2 separate regions of the Homo sapiens genome follow, and region 2 is linked to region 1. A link is a contact called in ENCODE Hi-C data. All regions are on one chromosome and are shown on one strand. Each heading gives the region's core, a stretch centred on a gene start or an enhancer-like site at or near the end of the contact. The rest is flanking DNA. Distances are from core to core; before and after follow the strand shown. Region 1 holds the start of IL33 (interleukin 33). Region 2 overlaps LOC107987046 (a long non-coding RNA gene).

Region 1 (4,953 bases), core at 1,158-3,657:
AAGGCAGGGAATCTGTATTTTACCAAGGTAGGAGGTCACTGCCAGGAGACAGAGAAATCACTGTTGATCGGTGTTGTGGGAATGAAGAGACAAAATTGGAAATTGGAAGGGCCAGGCCCCCAGCAAGAAGAGAGGGCTGGAGAACTGAACCTACATATAATGAGTTTCCTCTTCAAAACACTTGCCGAATTACGCAGCTGCATGGGGGCAAAGGCAAAAAAAAAAAAAAAAAAAAAAAAAATCAGCCTCTTAAAAGCAGAGCTGTGGTTTTAGCAGCCTTTTTGGTTTTGTTCTTGTTTCATAAAAAGTCAAGAGTTATAGTTCATGACTGCTGGGAGAAAATTGAATAATTTTTAGAAATTGTTTCATCCAGGCCAGACACAGTGGCTCACGCCTGTAATCCCAGCACTTTGGGAGGCCAAGGGGGGCAGATCACGAGGTCAGGAGATCGAGACCATCCTGGCTAACACAGTGAAACCCCGTCTCTACTACAAAATACAAAAAATTAGCCGGGCATGGTGGCGGGCGCCTGTAGTCCCAGCTACTCAGGAGGCTGAGGCAGGAGAATAGTGTGAACCTGGGAGGCGGAGCTTGAAGTGAGCTGAGATCACGCCACTGCACTCCAGCCTGGGCGACGGAGCGAGACTCCATCTCAAAATAAATAAATAAATAAATAAATAATTGTTTTATCCAAAAAAGAGCATAAGCCAGGGGGACAAAATAGCAGAGAAAAAAAGTAAGATAGTAGAAGCAAATTCAAATATATCAATAATTACAATAGATGTTCCAGTTCAAAGACAAATTATTGTCAAACTGGGAAAAAAAACCAGTATACTACTTATATGTGACACATCTTTAATGTAAGGACACAGAAAGTTTGAAAGAAAAAAGATGAAAAGAGATACACTATGTGAATACTAACCAAAAGAATGTTTGCAAAGCTCTGCTAATGGAGAAAGCAGACAAATGGACAAAGCAGACTTTAAGGCATGAAGCATAATTAGAGATAAAAAGAGAAATTTTTGAAATAATGAAGGAGGGTTCAATATACATAATAAAGATACATTATTCATCCTTTGTAATTTCCTCAGTATTTGCAAGAATTCCCAGAGTAGAGTATGCTAATATTCCCTTGGCTGTTACTTGTCACCCCTCCCTCCTATTTATTGCACACAGCTCAATTCCTGATTCATTCTTGTCATGTTGGCATCCTGTCCGCTTGCTTCACTGCTTTATCCAAAGGGCAGACATAGCCATCTTTCTTCATTACTCACAAATGCAACACTATGGCTTGTAGCAGATGATTGCTCAGGTTTGGGGATGATTAAAGGGGATTACTGCACAGAAAATGAAACAACTTTAAACAAGATAACAGAGTTCCTTAGTTGTTTTTTCCAAAGGGGACTCCATCATAGTCACATTTTCCCAAGCCTGGTCAGCCATCTGTTGCTGTCTCATTTTCTCTTTCCCCTGGATTCCAGAACCCTAACATTCTATCCTTCAACATGCCATGAGAAAAACTAAAAAATTCCTATTTCATTTTACAGTAAACTTTTTTCTGCTGCCCCTTTGTTTCAAGGTCACCCTTCTAATCTTGTAGATTGAATGGATGTAGAGGCTTGCTAGGGTAACAGTCCATCACAATATCCTTCTAAGTACAGCAGCAGTCTTCCTTCCAATGTGTGATCTTAGGATGTGGAATCAGTCCAAGTCTTAAAAGAGCATTACTTCATCCCTTTATTTTCTGCTACAGATGCCAAACGAGATGGAGAGAGGGTGAGTAGGAGCAAAATTTCTCATGAGGTAAGAAGAACAACTTCTCATGGGATCTATAGTACAGGATTTGCTTTTGTGATAAAGTATTATCTTCTGCGAGATTTTTGAGATGAATAGAAAGAAAAGATGAACAGTGGGGAGCAGGAAAGCCCGTCAGATATGTTGGAATACAGAGTATTTCAGAGCTTTTATTTGCAGACGAGCTGCTTATTACTGATAGGCCAAAGGGGGTCGCAAATTTCTATTATAAAGGAATTTGGAAGAATACACTGATCTCTTAATGAAGTTTGTAAATTAAGAAGCCAACGGCCAAAAGTGAATATATAAATGGCAACAGAATTTCAAAATGGACAGTGCTGAAGTTGAAGTTTAGGAGTTCAACTCCAAAGAGAGCCAAAACATAAAGTTTAGGGGCAGAAGAAGAATCATAATTGCTGGTTTAAAATATTCAGATGGAGGGAGGACGCAGAAAGTAGTGAGCCTTAGATGTTGACAGAATTGTAACTCTGTTGGCTCTTTACATGAGATTTCAAGCCTGCTAAAATCTCACCCGCCCAGATCTCCCTTCTAAGGCAATTTGGGTCTCTGCCAAACTTTGGCTAATAAAAAGAGTCTACAGACTCCTCCGAACACAGAGCTGCAGCTCTTCAGGGAAGAAATCAAAACAAGATCACAAGGTAAGACTGAATATTCTGGGAGATTTTTAGTCAGATTTTGCAAAGTTAAACCTTGGGAACCATGGAGAACTGTGTTTTTTTTTTTTTCCTGAAAAATAAATGATAAGGCCAATTTGTTATTATTGCTAATAGCAGTAAAAGTCAATGACAATAGCTGTTACTAACTTATAATTCCATTTGCTTTCCTTTGGGTGATTTGTAAAATTAATAAATTGCTGAAAGAGATTGTAATAGTTTTTATAGTAAATTCTGCCCCCTCCATGAAACTTTATTTTATTTTATTTTATGTTTTTTAAGAGATGGGATCTTGCTCTGTAGCGCAGGCTGGAGCACAGTGGCGTGATCCTAGCTCACTGCAGCCTCCAATTCCTGGGCTCAAGCAATCATCCCATCTCAGCTTCCCAAGCAGCTGGAACTACAGGCACACGCCACTATGCCTGGGTAATTTTTTTAGTTTATGTAGAGATAGGGTCTTTGCTTTGTTGCCAGGCTGGAAACTTTATAAAGCAAGTTGATAATTCTACTTCTAACTCCTAATGCTTACTCAAGACAAACATGCTTGCAATTGTTTACAAGTGGTTTTCAGTAAAAGGGGGACATCACTAAGTGTGGTGGTTCAAGCCTGTAATCCCAACACTTTGGGAGGCCGAGGTGGGTGAATCGCCTGAGGTCAGGAGTTTGCAGCCAGCCTGGCCAAGAGGATGAAACCCTGTCTCTACTAAAAATACAAAAACAAACAAACAAAACTAGCTGGGTGTGGTGGTGGGCACCTGTAATCCCAGCTACTCGGGAGGCTAAGGCAGGAGAATCGCTTGAACCCAGGAGGTGGAGGTTGCAGTGAGGCAAGATCATGCCATTACACTCCAGCCTGGGTAACAAGAGCTAAATGTCATCTCCAAAAAAAATGATGGAAACTTTGAATAAAAAATAGCTTCACAAAGAGGATTAGAGATGCACTAAATGAAGTAGTTTGGAATTGTTCTTTAGTTCTTTTTTCTTAATGGGACCTGACCCTGGACTTTAATCTCTGATCTGCACAGACAAAACCAATTCACTGAAACCATGGCATGGCAGTGAAGAGTTTAATTGACACAGGGCCAGCCAGCCATGCCACAGAGGATTCAAAGTTATTATTCAAATCTCCCCAAAAATTTGGAGGCTAGGGTTTTTCAAGGTTAGTTTGATGGGCAAAGGGCTTAGGGGAATAGGTGCTGCTGATTGGTTGGGAATAAAATCACAGGCATGTGAAAAATGGTCCTCGTGTATGCACTGAGTCTATTTCTGGGTGGGAGCCACAGAGTAGTCACTGGTCATCAGAAATGCAAAAGCCTGAACAGACATCTCTGAAGGTCAATCTTAGCTTATACAATAGTGATGTTATTTACAGTAGTCACTGGGGAAGTTGCAAATCTTGTGACCTCCAGAATCATGGCTAGTAATCATTTTACTATGCCTACATCTTAGCAGAATTCAGGACCCTCTCAAACTCCTAACTTGGTGGTCTTTCATTATTTTTACCAAGGTGGTTTACTTTTGGTGAAGGGTTATTATCATTTAAACCATACCCTAAATTTCTCCCAAAGTTAGCTTGGCCCAAGCCCAGGAATGACCAAAGGCAATATGGAAGTTAAAAGCATGATGGGGGTTGGTTATGTCAGATCTCCTTCACTGTCATAATTTTCTCACTGTTATTTCTCACTGTCAGTTTCAAATACAAGAATTGAGAGGTACCACCCCCTCAAAAATAAACTTTTGTGGAAAAACAAGGAATTGATACCCTAAGTGGAGAAATTCAAAAGCTCATCAGTTTTGCTACTATTCTTCATTTACAGACTTTCCTTTGAAGATTGTTTTCTTTTCTTTATTCCTTGCTTTCTGCCTCCTCACAATTTTCTCTGCCTTTTCTTTCCACACATGAATATATGCCTCCAGACTATTTTAATTAAGAAAATAGCACAAATCCAAAAGTATGTCCTGTGGCTGCATACAAGTCAGAGACTTGAGAGTGAAGTGTCTAGGGCAAAGACCCGTATTTCCTCCTCTGCACTGTGCTTCTCCCGCTGAAGCATCCTTCTGTGCCACACTGGGGTCCTATACTGTTTCCAACAGTCTTACTTATTGCTTCTCAAATTTGTCTTTTGAATACTTAATGCTCCTCTTTTGATTTCCACCCAGAAAATGTACCTCTCTGAGTTCAGAAAACTTCAGAATCCTCTATTTCCCAAAGTTTAGGGTGATTGAACTGAATCACACAGCTCGGTATTGTCTGAAACAGTTAAGAACTTCTAGCACAAGCATCGCACTTTCCTCAGCTCATATTTCACATTTTCTCCATTCTTCTCTGAAAGGATCCTGGACCTTCTACCAATCTTTGATTGGTTACTTCATAATTGATTTCTTAAGTAACCTAGATGTTTATCTCTTTCACATCATTGTTTAGCTTACAGTATCTACAGCCAGAAAGCACCTCTTTCCCTTTCCCATTTATAGAGAGAAAAGA
Region 2 (4,953 bases), core at 1,305-3,804, 87 kb after region 1:
AAGATCCCACATTGCCAAGACAATCCTAAGCCAAAAGAACAAAGCTGGAGGCATCATGCTACCTGACTTCAAACTATACTACAAGGCTACAGTAACCAAAACAGCATGGTACTGGTACCAAAAGAGAGATATAGACCAATGGAACACAACAGAGTCCTCAGAAATAATGCTGCATATCTACAACTATCTGATCTTTGACAAACCTGACAAAAACAAGAAATGAGGAAAGGATTCCCTATTTCATAAATGGTGCTGGGAAAACTGGCTAGCCATATGTAGAAAGCTGAAACTGGATCCCTTCCTTACACCTTATACAAAAATTAATTCAAGATGGATTAAAGACTTACATGTTAGACCTAAAACCATAAAAACTGTAGAAGAAAACCTAGGCAATACCATTCAGGACGTAGGCATGGGCAAGGACTTCATGTCTAAAACACCAAAAGCAATGGGAACAAAAGCCAAAATTGACAAAGGGGATCTAATTAAACTAAAGCTTCTGCACAGCAAAAGAAACTACCATCAGAGTGAACAGGCAACCTACAGAATGGGAGAAAATTTTTGCAACCTACTCATCTGACAAAGGGCTAATATTCAGAATCTACAATGAACTTTAACAAATTTACAAGAAAAAAACAAACAACCACATCAAAAAGTGGGCAAAGGATATGAACAGACACTTCTCAAAAGAAGACATTTATGCAGCCAATAGACACATGAAAAAATGCTCATCATCACTGGCCATCAGAGAAATGCAAATCAAAACCACAATGAGATACCATCTCACACCAGTTAGAATGGTGAACATTAAAAAGTCAGGAAACAACAGATGCTGTAGAAGCTGTGGAGAAATAGGAGCGCTTTTACACTGTTGGTGGGACTGTAAACTAGTTCAACCATTGTGGAAGTCAGTGTGGCGATTCCTCAGGGATCTAGAACTAGAAATACCATTTGACCCAGCCATCCCATTACTGGGTATATACCCAAAGGATTATAAATCATGCTGCTATAAAGACACATGCACATGTATGTTTATTGCGGCACTATTCACAATAGCAAAGACTTGGAACCAACCCAAATGTCCAACAATGGTAGACTGGATTAAGAAAATGTGGCACATATACACCACGGAATACGTGTATACCATGAATATGCAGCCATAAAAAATGATGAGTTCATGTCCTTTGTAGGGACATGGATGAAGCTGGAAACCATCATTCTCAGCAAACTATCACAAGGACAAAAAACTAAACACCGCATGTTCTCACTCATAGGTGGGAATTGAACAATGAGAACACATGAACACAGGAAGGGGAACATCACACACTGGGGACTGGTGTGGGGTGAGGGGATGGGGGAGGGATAGCATTAGGAGATATACCTAATGCTAAATGATGAGTTGATGGGTGCAGCACACCAACATGGCACATGTATACATATGTAACAAACCTGCACGCTGTGCACATGTACCCTAGAACTTAAAGTATAATAATAATAAAATTAAAAAAAGAAAAAAAGAATCTGCTGCTCGGCATCCCAAAGCACAATGGTTTAGAAGCCAAGTGTGTCTGACCCCTCCAGTATTTGACTGTTTGCTTGGGGTTTATTGTTTTGCATAATACAACAACCTAAAATGTCTCCAATATTTTCTTTCTTTAGAATATGAAACATGACTCTCCTCCCCTTCCCCGTCTCCCTGTTTCCCCCTAGAGTTTTCTTTCTTTCTTTTAAAAAACATAGAAATATAGCTTCTATCTGGAGCATAAATAAAGACGAGTAAGATTCAATTCTTTTAACGATGTGGATAAAATTAGGTTTTCTTAAGGGCACTCTTAAATATGTGAGCTACATGGAGAAAATATTCACCCTGACACTGCTGCCTTCACTAGAAAAGCTGTTATAATTTGATGGATGGTAAATGAACAATTCCTACAACTGCTGCTCTATTCATTAATTACTGAAGTAGGCTCAGCTATGAGAGAAAGGTAGTCCTCTCAGGCATTAGCCTGCTACCATTGCAGAAACAACTGACCACACCCTCCACGTGGCCTTTGTGTTCTCATTTTACCAGGGTGTAAGTCAGCTTCAAAAGGAAGATGGAGTACGTATGCAAGTTAGAGACTGACAAACTGATCTCAAAGTCAGTCTTGAAATTGCCTTTAAAAATCTTTTCATGTATACTCCCACTCTAGACTTGCCAAAATGCAGAGATTCAATTCAGCAAATTATTCCTCTTTTATAGCCAGTTGTTGACGCTGTACTCTTTATCCCTAAATGCTTGTGAATTATTTTTAAAGTGGAAGGAAAAAGAAGGAACATAATAAACCATGTTAACATTTCTTGAGTTTAAGAAACAATTTATTTTGAATTTTCCTGTTAGATGAAATGGCAGACACTGTTCATGAACTATATAACAGTTGGGATAGTCATAACATCCTTCCTCCTTGTTCATGAACAGGGAGGCTTATACCTGTCAATAAACATTTGAGTTGGTTTCCATTTCTTGCTATTACAAACTGCACTGCTATGAACATTCCTGCACTTCCTTCACATGTCTCTCAGTGCAAATGTGCAAGTGTTTCTCTAGGGGGTGGGACTGCTGAATCATGGTTGGTATAAGCATTTTTATGCCACATTTTTTTCAAAGTGGTTATACCAGTTTATATGCTCACTCAAAGTATATGTGTTCCTCTTGCTTCATCTTCTCACCAACACTATTTATTGTTAGATTTAATTTTTGCCAGTCTCATGGGTGGGGTAACATGGTATTATGTTATGGTTTTAATTTGCATTTCCTTAATTACTAATGAGGTAGAATATTTTAATAGGTTAATTGGCTATTCTGCTTTCCTCTACTATGAAATGCCTATTCAAGGTTTTGCCCATTTTCTATTGACTCTTAGAAAAAGATATATAAAAGTTATGTGTATATCCTGGGTACTGACCTTTTGTCAGTTACATCAACTGTAAATGTCTTTTCCCAGTTTGTGCCTGTGTTTTCATTCTCTTTGCTGTATTTTGGTAAATAAAAATTCTTAATAGAGTTGAATTTATGAATCTTTTCCTTTATGGTTTGTCCTTTTTTCTCTTATTTAAGAAATTCTCTCCTACTTCAAGTCATTAAGACATTTTTCTATATCATTGCTAACAATTTCATAATTTTGTCTTTCACATTTAAATCTTAATGTACCTACAAGGGGTGCAGTGGCTCACGTCTGTAATACCATCACTTCAGGAGGCTGAGGCAGGTGGATCACTTGAGGTCAGGAGTTTGAGACCAGCCTGGCCAACATGGTGAAACCCCATCTCTACTAAAAATACAAAAGTTAGCCAGGCGTGGTGGCAGGTGCCTGTAATTCCAGCTACTCGGGAGGCTGAGGCAGGAGAATCGCTTGAACCCAGGAGGCAGAGGTTACAGTGAGCTGAGAGTGCGCCACTTCACTCTAGCCTGGGCAACAGAACAAGACTCAGTCTCAAAAAATGTTTTTTAATTAAAAAAATAAATCAATGCACCTAGAATTCATTTTTATCACATGGATGGATAGTCAACTTCCTTGGCATCATTTATTCAAACATCTACTCTTTCTCCACTGATTTGCTTTAAGTTTCCATATATGCAAAGATCTATTTCTTACTCTCTATTCTATTCCATTAATCTATTTGTCTATCTTTGAACACGTAGCTTTATAAATCCTAATACCCAGGATTCCAGTATAGCAAGCCTCCCAACCTGTATTTCTTCAAAAATGGCTTGTCCATTCTTGATATTTTGCATTTACATATGAATTTTAAAATTAGCTCTTAGGGCTTAAATACACAATTGAGACTTTGATCAGAATTGCATTGAATTTCATGCTCCTGTGACACTAGCATGAGTCCTTCCCCCAGTTCTACAATTAAGACTCCTAACAATTCATTTATCCAGCCAAAAAAATACTTACAAGAGCCTAGGATATGGCAAAAATTATAGTGAACAACATGGATACAACGGTGCAGAAAACAGAATTAGTCCCTGCATTTGTCAAGGCTTCAGAGAAGTGGAAGTTGTGGGAGAGGGACAGAGGGAAGAATAGTAGTGTACTAATTATTTTTCCATTTGTTTTCATTCCATTTTTCATTTGTAAGGTAGGTTAATCATTTTGAAGTCCCCTAGCTTACCTAACCTTTTACTTTGTGTACTAGTCAGGGGTCTCCAGAGAAACAGAACCAACAAGATGTGATAGAGAGAAAGGGAGGGTTATTTTAAGAAATTGGCTCATGTGATTATGGAGGCTTAGTGAGTCCAAAATTGGATGAGATAGACTAGCAGGCTGGAGACTTAGGTAAGAATTGCAATTAGAGACCAAAGGCAGTCTGCTGGCAGAGTTCCTTCTTGCTCAATCAGTCTTTGTTCTATTAGAGCCTTCAACTGATTGGATGAGGCCCACCCCCATTATGGAGGGCAATTTGCTTAACTCAAACTCCACCAATTTAAATGTTAATCTTATTGAAAAACACCCTCACAGAAACATCTAGAATAATATTTGACCAAATATCTGGGCTTTGTGGCCCAGCCAAATTGACACATAAATTTAACCATCTTTTTTTTTTTTTTTTTTAGACAAAGTCTTGCTCTGTTCCTAGCCTGGAGAGCAGTAGCACACTCATGACTCACTGCAGCCTTGACCTCCCAGGCTCAAGCAATCCTCCCTCCTCAGTCTCCCTAGTAGCTGGGACTACAGACATGCACCACCATGCCTGGCTAATTTTTGTATTTTTTGTAGAGACAGGGTTTCACTATGTTGCCGAGGCTGGTCTTGAACTCCTGAGCTCAAGGGATCCACCTGCCTTGGCTTCCCAAAGTGCTGGGATTACAGGCATGAGCCACTGCGCCTGGCCAAACTATCACATGTTTTATCCTTTCCTCTTTCCTATGTCCTTGAATCCACTTTTCTTTCTTGTACAAAAGGAGAA

Evidence for each region. A loop is a pair of places that touch in the nucleus more often than their neighbours do. Pooled maps may share reads with other maps.
Region 2: a loop to region 1 is called in a map of PC-9, with 2.0 times the contacts of the local background. The contact joins the enhancer-like site here to the promoter of IL33 in region 1. A Hi-C loop is called at or near these places in 3 of 168 maps with a recorded cell type or tissue (Calu3, PC-9 and mammary epithelial cell) and 2 of 50 pooled maps.

Annotation. Positions count from the first base shown.
Region 1 is chr9:6,213,400-6,218,352 of GRCh38, forward strand. It overlaps IL33 (interleukin 33), which reads left to right and starts at 2,408. Exons shown (of 8, transcript NM_033439.4): 1 at 2,408-2,453.
Region 2 is chr9:6,300,022-6,304,974 of GRCh38, forward strand. The region is part of intron 1 of LOC107987046 (a long non-coding RNA gene); the gene reads right to left. Among named protein-coding and RNA genes, the nearest start is that of TPD52L3, 26 kb to the right of the region's middle. Within about 2 kb of position 2,555, at least 2 of the 41 ENCODE cell types and tissues checked have a DNase peak (open chromatin) inside an H3K27ac peak, as active enhancers do; they include PC-9, where a contact is called at or near this core.